Regions from separate parts of the Homo sapiens genome. Here region 1 is linked to region 2. The links are chromatin contacts, found by Hi-C or POLR2A ChIA-PET in ENCODE. All regions are on one chromosome and are shown on one strand. The core of a region is the stretch at or near the end of the contact, and the rest is flanking DNA. Distances in the headings are between cores, read along the strand shown.

Evidence for each region. Hi-C counts contacts between places; a loop is a spot of excess contacts on that map. ChIA-PET counts read pairs that join two places held with the same protein, here RNA polymerase II (POLR2A). Pooled maps may share reads with other maps.
Region 1: a map of OCI-LY7 shows a loop between it and region 2 (12-fold over the local background). The contact joins two enhancer-like sites. A Hi-C loop is called at or near these places in 1 of 168 maps with a recorded cell type or tissue (OCI-LY7), 6 of 37 single-sample maps with no recorded cell type and 5 of 50 pooled maps. POLR2A ChIA-PET finds 5 or more read pairs at or near these places in 1 of 52 experiments (OCI-LY7).

Annotation. Positions count from the first base shown.
Region 1 is chr6:88,609,863-88,615,923 of GRCh38, reverse strand. RNGTT (RNA guanylyltransferase and 5'-phosphatase) reads left to right here. Exons shown (of 16, transcript NM_003800.5): 15 at 1,529-1,652; 16 at 3,042-6,027. The coding sequence ends at 3,205. Among named protein-coding and RNA genes, the nearest start is that of RNGTT, 350 kb to the left of the region's middle. Within about 2 kb of position 1,468, at least 2 of the 41 ENCODE cell types and tissues checked have a DNase peak (open chromatin) inside an H3K27ac peak, as active enhancers do; they include OCI-LY7, where a contact is called at or near this core.
Region 2 is chr6:87,902,702-87,909,170 of GRCh38, reverse strand. All of the region lies in intron 2 of LOC101928911 (a long non-coding RNA gene), which reads right to left. Among named protein-coding and RNA genes, the nearest start is that of SPACA1, 140 kb to the left of the region's middle. RefSeq lists enhancers at 1,584-1,633, 3,718-3,967. Within about 2 kb of position 3,875, at least 2 of the 41 ENCODE cell types and tissues checked have a DNase peak (open chromatin) inside an H3K27ac peak, as active enhancers do; they include OCI-LY7, where a contact is called at or near this core.

The DNA.
Region 1 (6,061 bases), core at 219-2,718, 710 kb before region 2:
CTGAACTGTACACTTAAAAATGGTTAAGATGGAAAATTCAATGTTTTTTTACCACAGATTTTAAAAAGCAATGTTTCATTGCCTAATTTTATATTTGGTTAACAATTTTACTGATTGTTCTATGTCCCAGGCACTTTCAATTATTATTCTTTCAGTGACCCAGTAAATTAGGAACTTGTTCCCCATTTTAGAAATTAGGAAATAGACACTGAAAGGTTTAGAAACTTATTTCTGTTAGACCTTACATGTGGTATAGCAAAACTGTGTTTACCTAACTGAATGAGTTGTCCAATACTTGCATATACACAGTGTTTCCAAAATAAAAGAATGGGTCCCTAGAAAGCAAGGCAAGAGAATTGAGACTAAAATAATGAATATTTGAGGATAAATTTGGCAAGTTTGCTACTTGGAATATCACTTTTTTGGGCATGTCTAGTTCCAAAACCACTGAGTGTATTGCACCTGTTGGATTTGTTGAAAATGCAGATGGTACAATCAAATGTAAAGGGAAAGGAATATAGTTTGAAAGTTTTTATGAAGACATGTGCTGCCTAATCTGCGAATTGAAAGCATCTTTTAAAAACTTACTTCTCGTCATATTCCTAGGTGGTAGTGAATATGTGGGTAGAAAAATGAGAATGTTTCAGATAATGCTAATGAAGTTAAATGATTGCAGTCTACCATATTGTGAGGAAAAGTTGTTAGCCATGAAAGATGAGGACAGAATTAAAATATTACCATGACTGGCATTTGATTTGAAAACTACAAAGATAAGCTTAGGTTCCTATTTATGAAAACCATTCTCACAGCCCAGTGAAATATCTTTTAAAAGGTTCGTAGTTACCATGGATACTTGTTAGCTTTGATAGAGTATCCATATTCAGTCATCTGAGGTGAAGAAGCCAAAAAACCCATCAACTAATGTCACAAATAGCTTCATCTGTAAATTTGTACTAGTTTGGGGATGGAAAGGCTAAGTTTCCTGAAGATTAGATTGTTGGTTAATTGTCACTGCTTGGAAAGCAAAATATTTAGGATGTACATTGCCTGAATTTGATCCTAGTATTCACTATTGATATGTAACTTTTTCATTTAACTAGTACACGGCATTTCTTAGATTTTAACATAGGAATTTAGATGGTTAGACCTTTCTGAAAGTTGATGAAACCTAGGCAGTATACTCAATTTCTGAAAGCCGTAGAGACACAGACAATATTGAAGGTATTGGTCCCCATGGTAACATATTTGCATTTGGCCCAGCATGGCTGGTTTCTGCCTAGCTTCTTTTAATTGCTATATATTGACAGCCATTTTCACAATTATTTATAAAATGTCGGATAAGTGAGCATGTGTACAAGGGAGTGCACACCATACCTTAAGCTTGATTAGATACTTCAGATGACAAAGAGCTCTCTGCATGAAGAGTTACTGAGGTATTTTTATCATTTCCTAATGTGCCTGTCACATAGTAGAAGCAAAAAGCCTTTCAAGTTATTTAAATATTTTCCTCAATTCTCTTTCAAAACAGGTGACAAAAGAGCTGAAACAGTATGACAACAAAATTATAGAATGCAAATTTGAGAACAACAGCTGGGTCTTCATGAGACAGAGAACAGACAAAAGTTTTCCTAATGCCTACAACACTGCCATGGGTGAGTATGACAACTTACCAGTGCTTATTATATTTAAAACAAAAATTAAGGTGTTAGACCCAAAGTGTGCTGCCTTTGTTGTTTTGCTTAATGGGGCATAGTCATTTGGACTTCATCCTTGTTTGATGGGAAAGATACGTCAAGTCTGTATTCTGTTTGGCTCCAGTTGGCTTGTAGGTTCTACTCTCTAAACTGGTGATCTTGTGCCCATGCACCCAAAAGAGAAGTTTAAAGGGCAGGATACTGGGCTGTATACAAGTTGAATTTATTGAACAACAACAACAACAGAAACCATGATAATTTCAGATCTATTCAAAACTATAAAAACCATTGTTTGCCAGATGGTAAAAGACAAAATTATCAGGGGAAAATGTAATTTCCAGCTCTTAAAATAGCTTTATAAACAATGGAGAACAAAGTAAACGAAAACCATTTAAAAAGACAAAATCTGCTATGCTATTCTTCAGAGTGTTCTTTGGGTACAATATGAATGCTTTGGGAATTCAGAATAGTAAGTTTCTTTCATGGGGAACAACACAAATTAATTGAAGTTTATAAGGTATACCACTACCAGTAGCAGTTGTTGTTCTGGATTGCATTTTTAGTGGAGTTGAAAAAAGGTAAAAACCAAGATAACAGGTTAATCAAACTTTACTTTTAGAATGTGCAGTTGATGAGGAGGATGATGATGATGATATGATAAGCTAATGAGAAAATATTGAAATTGCCAATTTCAGCTTTGCAGTTTAAAAGTTACTGTTGTACATTTAGGAGTTCTCATTGGAACTAGCATCCATGTTCAGACAAGATGAGTTAATTTCAAAAGTCAGGATGATTAAGCCAATGTCTTTTCTTCTAAGACCAAATAGGTAAATAAAATGAAAAGGACTGGCACTAAATTTTGATAAGAGAAGATAATATGGTCTGCTAGCTACAATGAAACCACCTATTCAACAGGAATGGTGGCTGGTGCCATGTTTTATGTTTCGTAGAGTAGACTTCTTTCTGAGAGAAAGATTGAAGGACTATAGTGCACGTTTTCTGTAGAAGTTTTAGTTGAATACAGACTATGGTGCAATGTGTTGTGTTAGATTAAAATCCCATAAAAACTGGTTTGGGAGGGATAGAAAACCGTGGGGAAGACATGCTTATAGCCCAAACATTTAAAGTTTTGGTTTAAAATTAATACTGCAGTAAAGAGTAGCCATTAGACAAGCACATATTTTGGGTGTAGGGTAGGGAGGAGATAGTTCAATGTGAAGCACATCACTCAAATGGGTAAAATGGAAAGTATTTAGTATATTGGGATGAAAACCTTTCTCATAAGCCTGTGGTGAGTCAGCTGCCTTAATTAACCCTCACATGAGACCTGTCTCCCTTTGTCCACAGCTGTGTGTAACAGCATCTCAAACCCTGTCACCAAGGAGATGCTGTTTGAGTTCATCGACAGATGTACTGCAGCTTCTCAAGGACAGAAGCGAAAACATCATCTGGACCCTGACACGGAGCTCATGCCACCACCACCTCCCAAAAGACCACGCCCTTTAACCTAAGACCTGCCTGTGACTTGAGGGTTAAGAAGAAAGAGGAATGAGGAAAAAACGCTGTTGCCCATTTTTGTAGCCAGAGAAATTGAAAAACGACTGTGGCTTGATGTTGATACACATTTGAATTTTTTTTAAAAAAAGAAAGTTATCGTAGCCAGCCTGTAAATACTTGATGCATTCGTTTCCTCAGTGCTGCAATACATCGTGGACTTAAACATCTTATTTATCTGATAAACTCAGCCTTACCTTGTGGAATCTGAAGATTGAAATATCCAAAGGTTTAAACAAGATGGAAATCAATGAAAAAGAGGCCTTGTTTATATATGGGTAGCTTCACATTTAATTTATAAAGTTAACAATCTGGAAACTGTGAGCCCATAAAACAGTATTTTTTAGAAGTTGTGTTACAACTGTAGCAAATTTTCCTTTTAAAAAATCCAGGCAATGGCATTAAACATTCTTGCTATCATTTACCATGGATTTCCTACATTTCTGAGATCCCTGTATTCAAAAACAAATGACAGGGTTGTTAAGTTGTACTATATTAAACAACTTGGTCTGGTTTATATCATTTTAACAAGTTTTTTGGAAATGTAAAAGAAAAAAGTAAAGCTCCATTTTTGTGAATTGCATTGTTTCTAAAGGAAGTATTTTGAGTATTTTCATCTGTTTGTATTGTTTCGACTATGATATCAGATATCCAGTGTGTCCATTCTGGCAGTGGTTTTGAGTTACTTCATGGAACTTGGACATACACCACCAGGTCCTTTATGTGTTGTTCTCCTGGGAGACTTCTTTTTTTAAATGCCAGGGCTACTTCTGCTTTACCTCAGTGGTATCAGCACATTGTAAATTACGTTAAAACACACAACTCACTGTGATCTATGGGAGTGATATCAAATACAAACGATGTTGTGTTCCTTCTCTCGAACAAAACAGCAAAGGGAATGCCAGCTAACTTCTTTGATTAGAAGGTAATGTCATGGAATAGAATGCTGTCACCAGAAAATGCTCTCCCACTGCTAGATAAATGCAGAGGCAAAGTGTAGACATCTGTAGGAACTAAATATCAAGGAAATCAAGACATTTATTTTCAAAGCGAGAATTCTATCTACATTCTATTCTGCGGATGTTATTTCTGTTATACATCTGAATTTTAAAATGTTTACTGATAGATAATGGATTTAAAGGGCGGCTAATTGATTGTCTGCCATTGTTGATAAACTGTTCTAATTGGTTTGTGAAAGAACTCTGAGAATTAGCTAAATGGAGGCTAGTGTATTTATTTTTAGAGGTACATGTTTTAAGTAAATGTATTTAAAACAAATTTTCATGGTCTGAATTGTATATGTAAATGCATATCTGTGTAAGTATATGCAAGTGTATATTCTTCTACTGATTCAGTCAGACACGAAATCCAACTGAATTACCCGGTAGACTGAATATCTGACGGGATTTCTATATGGACATAGCACAGATGAACCAAAAATGTATTTATATTCACCTGAGTTTTAATGTTTTTAAACAAAGTTTTCTCCTGCAGTGCTTTTCTATATGAAATAGTTGAGTCAAGCTTGGGCTTTTTTCTTCGTTGTTCCCAAGTCATGTAATGTATAGTGAATTTATCCAAAACGCCATTGTAACGTTTTTTACTAGAGTGTTTTTGCACATTTGGGCGCTAAAGGGATTAAAACAACTGATGCCACAATGACTATTGAAGGAGGGAAAATTCTCAAGGTTCCATAGTATCTTTTACAAAATGGATTAAAAAAAAAATGCCTATGCAACTTCAAATAGTCTGATGCCTGCTTCCCCAGGACGAGTGACTCTTCCACGGTGTGCTGCTTTCCCTCCGAGCCTGTGGAAAGGCAGAGCCCTTTTGCAGATACGAAAGCAAGCTTTTGCCAATGATCTTTAATGGAGTTAAAATGTTTATGGTAATTGTAACCTTTCAAATGAGTTACGTGAAAAGAGCATCTCACTTTTAATACACCCAGATATTTTCTTCAAGTCTTTGTGCATTTTAGCAGGACTTAATTTTCTTAATTTATTCTTTCCTTTCAATTATAGTGACATAGAGTAGTTGGCCTTATAAGTAGATCCCATTTAGCCCCTGAACATAATACCATCTGCAGTATTATAAAAGTCATTTAGAAGGTCAGGGGGATAATCTAGAGGCAGGATTTTGGACATTGTGAAGGAAATGTGCTCCTTCTCAGCTCACTTCAATAACTATTTTCTGAGACTGAAGTTTTTTAGACAAGAATAAGAAAACTTTGCTTTCTTCAGTTATCACATGTGAAAGCTTTTGCTTTTTGTTAGGAAAAGGTGTGGATGACTCTACTGCGTGGATGGTTACATTTGCTTTCCGTGAAATGCTCAGAAAATGTCAGGACATTCCTTTTCCAATTGTGTGTCAGTGCGTATTGTAATAAAACTACTGATTTAAATTAGCATAAGTGTATCTACTTTGTTTTACTGGTGATACTCTTGTGTCCCTTCTATTGCTGGCATCACATCCTACTGCTGTCAGCCACACCCAGTGTAATCCATCTGGCTTTGTAGAGATTAGCATAAAGACTTGGAAAGCCTCTATTTTTCTTTCTGAGAAACTGAGAAATTTGATTGACACAGGGGGGTGTAGTTTGAACCTTTTATTTTTGAAGTGGAGAGGAATGGGAGAAAGCACATCTTTATATGATGTTTATATTATTTCTCTTCATCTAATCTTAGCAGTCTACTGTATGAGTAGATATTCTGTTACATTATTTTTAATGCATTTAAATTTTTTAGAATACTCAGCAATAGCAATAAATATTCTGAAATGATGAAGTCGTGAACTACCAAATTTTTTTTTGCATT
Region 2 (6,469 bases), core at 2,626-5,125:
TAGATTAGTCAAGTTTATTCAGCTTATGCCTGCATCCTCTCATTGCCCTCTTTAGAATGGAAATACGTCATCATAGTTCAGTTTCCTGAGGTCGCAAAGATAAGACAATATCTACTTTGATTTCAAACAGAATCATCTGTAGATAAAAGAAGGCTCCTCTCTCAAATAAAACAGCTTTTCAAATAGCCTCTCACCACAGTTAGTAATAATTTATGCTTGGTGAACAGGAAAATGTGCTGAATTTATTCATTTTACTGTGTGCTGCCTGTCAAAAGGGCAAGCTGATAAAGACAGAAGTAGGGGTGGGCAATTTATTGGTATTTGCAAATCTGATATAAAAGGTTTTTGTAATTCCTCCTGATTTCAAAAGAAGAAGAAAATTAACTCTGAAAGTGGCAAAACAGAAAATTCCTGTTCTTGTCCATCATATCTGACATTTTACCACGTGGATAATTCTAGAGGCGGGTTTTTCTTTTGTCCTCCAAAATAAATTTTTGCTCCATTTTTGAACCCTAATCAAAAAATTATGCCACAGGAGACACTCTACTTAAGAACCTAGAGTCTAGCCCAGCTTCAAGGGCATAGTCCTACTGTGTCGCATTTTCCTAAACACCTGTAACAGCTGGACAGCTGTTCATTCCCCTCCTCTGCCAACCCAGTCATTTGCTTTAACCAGGACAAGTTTATTTTCAATCTTAATTATTTCTGAATTGAAACTTTATTTTCTTACCTGGTTTCAGGATGTGTTTTAGAGTGTTTTGGGTTTTGAAAATTCACTTTGAAATGGGATATGGTTTTTACGTCCTCTTCTTATGCTGTCTCTCCTCAGGAGTTGTTGAAACTCCTTACATTTAAATTCCTTAGGGGGCACTTGTAGTTTTGTGCCTCATGTAGCAGACAGGGTATCAGGTACAGCTGGAAGTTTGGGGAATTAACTTGACTTGAAGCTCAGATAACCAGAAGTCTTAACTCATATGCTACCCTCTTTTTTCCACCATAAAAGATAATAAAGTCTTTATCATAAATTAAAAGTATAGCATGAAGATTGGGGCATTTTGAAGAGAAGAAAGTTGTTTGAAGTTCAGAATTTAGCAAGTTCATTTTATAGACTTCATGTATGGGTTGCTTTTTGTTTAATAGCACATCACAAAATTCTAGCTGAAAGCCATGAGATAATATAGCTTAATGATACTAAGGTTCATTTATAAAAATTATAATTTAATCATAAAAATACATTTTAGATACAAAAGCTTCTTTCTGAGCTCACATCTCCCATTTATGTCTGAAAGAGCACAGGCAATGCCACCCACTGAGCATTCTTGGTGGTAACTGGTTCTAAACCTCAAATTTCAAAATAATCACACTCAGACACACCACAACCACATCCTGGATCATCAGAAGCCAAGAAAATCCAGTGATGAAAGTTTTTCTTAATCCCACAGGCATCTATGGTGTGGGGAAGAGGACTGTGTTGCTATAGCTACTGATCCCCCCATTTTTGGCTTCTTTGACCTTTCCTCCCCTTGGGGGAGGAAATACTGCTGCAGTAGCCTGTGGAGGCTATGGGGAGAGCAGATCCACCTTCGAGTTCAAGAGAAAGACATTCTCCAGGAAGCCCTCCTCTCCTCACATTTGGCGACAGTTACAAAGCAGAATTGTCTCCTCTTTAAGTGGCCGTCGTGAAGCCCAGAGGCAGTGTGGGATGCTGAATGAAATAACAGTTTCCAAAGTACCATCCGATCAAGCCTTCCCATATTCTCCTGAGATTCCTTTCACTACTGCTCAAAGACTTGGGGGTCTGGAGTCTTTTGTTTTTGTGTGTTTGGTTATTTACCATTAGATGGTAACATAGGGATGGGCCCTGGCTATATTTCCACTCCTTGTTCTTGCTCCTGCATAAATCATGGAAATCCTCACCTTAAAAACTTCTTTTGACCATAACCTTGACTTCATTGTGAGGCATTTAGAAAAAGGCGTGGCCTATCCAAGTAAAGGGCAGGTACTCAGCTTACCCACCAGCTACAACTTGTCACAAACTGACACATAACCTGGCTCTCTATCCATCTCCATTGGTTTTTACACTCACTGAGGAAGCATCATGGTATACCAGAAAGTCTAGGCTTTGGATCAAACATATTTGGATGTCAATTCCAGCTCCTGGATCCAAACATATTTGGATTTAAATTCCTTGAGTAAATTACCCCCATCTTCAAATCTGTTTCCTCAATTAGAAAGGGCTGTTAGGAAGAGGCAATGCAAAACGAGCACTTAGTGTGCTGTGCCAGGCACATACTAAGCGTGTAAAGGATGTTAGCTATTATTATTGTAATTTACTTCATAGGGATGCTGTGCGGAATTAAATGAGATGACATCTGTGGAAGGCCAGGCCCATTTGGAAGAGCTCAAAAAACACTAGCTCCTTTCCTCTTAAGAACAATTAAGTTCTTTCCAAATCTGCTTAGGTTTCAGGTGAAGACCTTGGATTTGAATCCAAGGTGCTTCCCTGCAGCCACTTAACGATACACACCTCTCCCTGTGCCTGCAGCCCCATAGGGGGAGCATCCTAAACACCTTTATGACATCTTTCCCCCTCCCCACCTTAAGTCCAGTTCTGTTGGGTCTTCTTCACCTCACTGTCTGGCCCTCTCTTCGAATACTGAAATGTTTTCCCAATGTCTTCCCTCCTGATTTCTAGGTTGGATCATAAACCTTGCCCTTAGCCCACCCACTCCTGTTTCCTCCTCTACTGCTCTGTTCTCTCCCGTCCATCCCTGAGGGGCTCATTACCCAAGCACCATTTACAATGACAAAGCAAATGCACTGCATTTAGATTGATTTTTGTCTTAGTCAAACTGGGGTACATTTGTAATACAGAAAAGGATTGGTGTGTTTCATCACAAGGAATTAAAGCTATTATCTCACAAATCTGATTGATGTGAGCAGCCAAAACAAATATGTTGAGTAATTTCTTCCCTTACTAACTAGTTCTTTGCTTGAATCTTCCAGTTAATAGTTACGCCTGGCAAATTCTCAAATGGTATATATTATATTCATCCCAGCACTTGCGTTCTGTTTTGGATATGATTTTGAAAGAAGACATCTTAGAGAGTAAATTCTTGAGGAAAGGACATAAATAGATAAATACCAGATATAAATAGATAAACATGAATAAAAATGCATATTTCAGAAACATTGTAAAAAATAACAATAATAATAATAATATAATGGCTGTAATTTTTCAAACATCCTCAGACCACAAAGGTAATGCAGAGGGAAAATAGGCGTATTTGTTTTCCTCTTGCCTTATGGCTGAAAGAGCAAAGCATGCATGATTTTTATGACCTGGCTAGTGATGTGTCCCTTCAGGGAGCTATTAACTCTATCCTTGTAGATGGTGCCTGATCCCCTTCAAAATTAGAAATTGCTTAAAACCAGAAAAAAAAAAAGCATTTCATTCCTAAATAGGCCATTAGTGATATTGGATAGTTTGTTATGCTGTAATGCAATATTGAAATTCCTAGAGGCAATGGATTTTCAGTAGTGAATTAAAAAGACCAAACTAAACCAAGTATTTGAGGAATGAGTGAAAAGAATCTTGGGTAGCTAACTATTTTATAGGTTGTGTGTCAGCAAGTGACCTTTTGAAAATAAAATTATTAACTCTCCCCAGAGAACTAAATGCAAATTGAGCCCAGCTGGATTGTGTGGTAGGTATGAAAACATATCTATTTTGATGCAGGGGAGCAGGGGGTGGACATATATGTCACGAAATGTCAGAATAATGACCATCACCCTCAACAGAAAGTAAGTGGACTAAAAATAGCAACATACAGTTTTGGTTCTTAAAAATTATCAGCAAAGATGCAAAGGGTAATGACAGCAGATGTGTACAGCAGGGTTTTAACCTGAGTATGTGCCTGGACATGCTGTGCTGCCTCACTGCACAGCTAATACAACCTTTGACAACCTTTTCCCAGGAATGCAGAAGTCCAAGAATAATGCACATAAACTAAATAGCATCATTTCGTAGCATAAGTTAAAGGGAAGCTAATTTACTGGCTGCATGTTACAATAGATAAAATGAATTTCATTGTCTCCATGCCTGTACCTATCATCAGGCTTAATGTAAATACCCCTTTGAAGGACTATAGCTATCAGACGTGACATTAGAGTGATTCACAAACAGCTCTAATTACATAAGTACAAAACTATATTGTACTTACAGGCTTGCAGATACTAACTAATTTCTCATCATTTGCATCCAAAAACCCTGGTAAATTCCCTTTTCCTGAATATAGTATCTAAATTTTAAATGTGTAGGAAAAGTCACTATTCTACTAAGTGTATCTTTCAATAGATACTTAATTTCCTTTCTGAAGTTACTGTAATTATTTCAGGAATTGAGCCTTTTTGTCCTAGAATTTTTGTTCTCATCAGGATAGACAAGCTCTCCAAGGACACGCTGATATTTCTCCTGGCTAACCTCTGGGGACATTATCAATGCATGGTACAGTAAGTTAATATTTCACCAAAGGTTAAAAAAAATAGAAGAATACAATTTGAGGAGAGGGGATTGTTAAGAATCATATTCAGGTTAAAATATTACATTCATAGGAACTTTAAAAATTTTAAATCAATATAGATGATTTCAACACAGTATATAAATCAAAGCCCTCCTATTTATTCCCTGGCCTGATTGATAGGGTTTCTCTATTAAAATTGCCCATTCCATCCCAAATATGGATAATATATAATTTGAAGTTGAAATCAGGTCCCTTGAGTTTCTTGAGATTGGATAAATGTCTGCAAACATCAACAAACAGGCCTTAAAGTAAGGCAGTAATCTATAAACCATCCTGATGACTTGTCAATAGGAGGAGGGAGACAGGATGAGACTGTAAACTCAGCAACCTCTTCCTGACCTTAACCCTCCCCCAACCTCTGAAAAGTAATGAGGACTGTTCCTTGAGCCTTTGTTTGAGGAAGCTGAGAATAAGAATTGTGAGCTCCTGTATTCCCACAGAGACTTAAAGTATCCACAACCCCTTCAGTTCAAAATTGCTTTATATTTGGTGACCTGAGGTTCAAGTAGATAAGTTTTGCTACATTCAAGAATGCAGAAATAATTCACCCTGTCACTGCACTGAGCAAGACAACCAACCAGGGCTGGTGTGGCCCAGGAAAGGTCTAGGGAAACAGGGAACCGAGGATGTATTTCAAGGGGGCAGGTGGACTGGGGAACAGGAACTGTTTGAATAATTTTCAGAGACTCTGAGATTTTAGCTGCCACCAAAATGAGAAAAAAAGCACCAGATGTAGAGTTAGTAAACCAAGTTTCTAGTCAGCTCTGCCATTAATTTATTTTGTTATCTTGGACAAGTTTCTTAATTTCTCTGGGACTCAGTTTTCCCATCTAAAGACTGGCTGAAACAATGTCTAAGTTACTGTCATCTCTCAAAAGTCTGCAGTTTCGCGACCGTTACTTATTCCTCAGAGATATAAGAAAACTGATGTTAACTATAATCACATAAGTGGAGGAAGAAAGAAAACAAATTGAGTTTTCTCAGCCTTGCTAATAACACTGCAGCGCAGCACTCGAACGGTCAGTGAGAGGCGATGGAACGAATCAAGATCCTTAGACTAATTACATGTGGAAGACCTCCGTGCGTCACCATGGAAACCAAAGGGAAGGTGGCCCCGGTAAAGGTCAAAGACTCGAAAAATAGACATGGCATTATGAGAGATTCCTACACCTCAACCAGATTCATCCCCAGGGCAGTGAGACCCTAATTATTTTCTAAAACAGTATCTCCAAGTAGGGTGTGTGCTTCAGAATCACCTGGTCAGTTACTCATACAGACTCCTTGAACTCACCCAGGCCCACAAAATCAGAATTTCTGGGAAAAGGACTAGGAAATCTGCATTTCTAAGCAATTCCCCTAGTGTTTGTACAATAGCACTTGAGCACTACTGGTCTAACAAATGGAGAGGAAGAAGTTGGAAGAAAAATAATGAAATGCCCAGCATGTAGGCTCACAGAATACCTCTGGAAGTGGAGGAGTCACTGATAACAGTGGTTGCCTTCAAGGAGGTCTGAGGTACACAGAAGAAAAACTTGCCTTCACTGTAAATGTGTTAATGTTGTTAACATTTTTACAATGAGCAAGAATTACATAAATATTTCTAATCCTAAAAAAGATTTTAAGTGCAAATTAAATGTGGGTACAATTTCTCAGATTTGAAAAAAAATGGGCACTCTTTTTAAAGTTAAAGGATAAAGTGATAACAACAGTTTAAAATTTTCTCCTTTCTTTTTTTTTTTAAATCAAATAACCCAACTTGGAAAGGTTAAGCAAAATGCAGTCTTAGTTTTGGATTTTATCAAATGAAAGCTGTCAAAGAAGAGTTTCAGGAAGGATACTTAACAAAGGTATCTCCCCTCAATTCAGCTAATTTCTGGTTTATATCC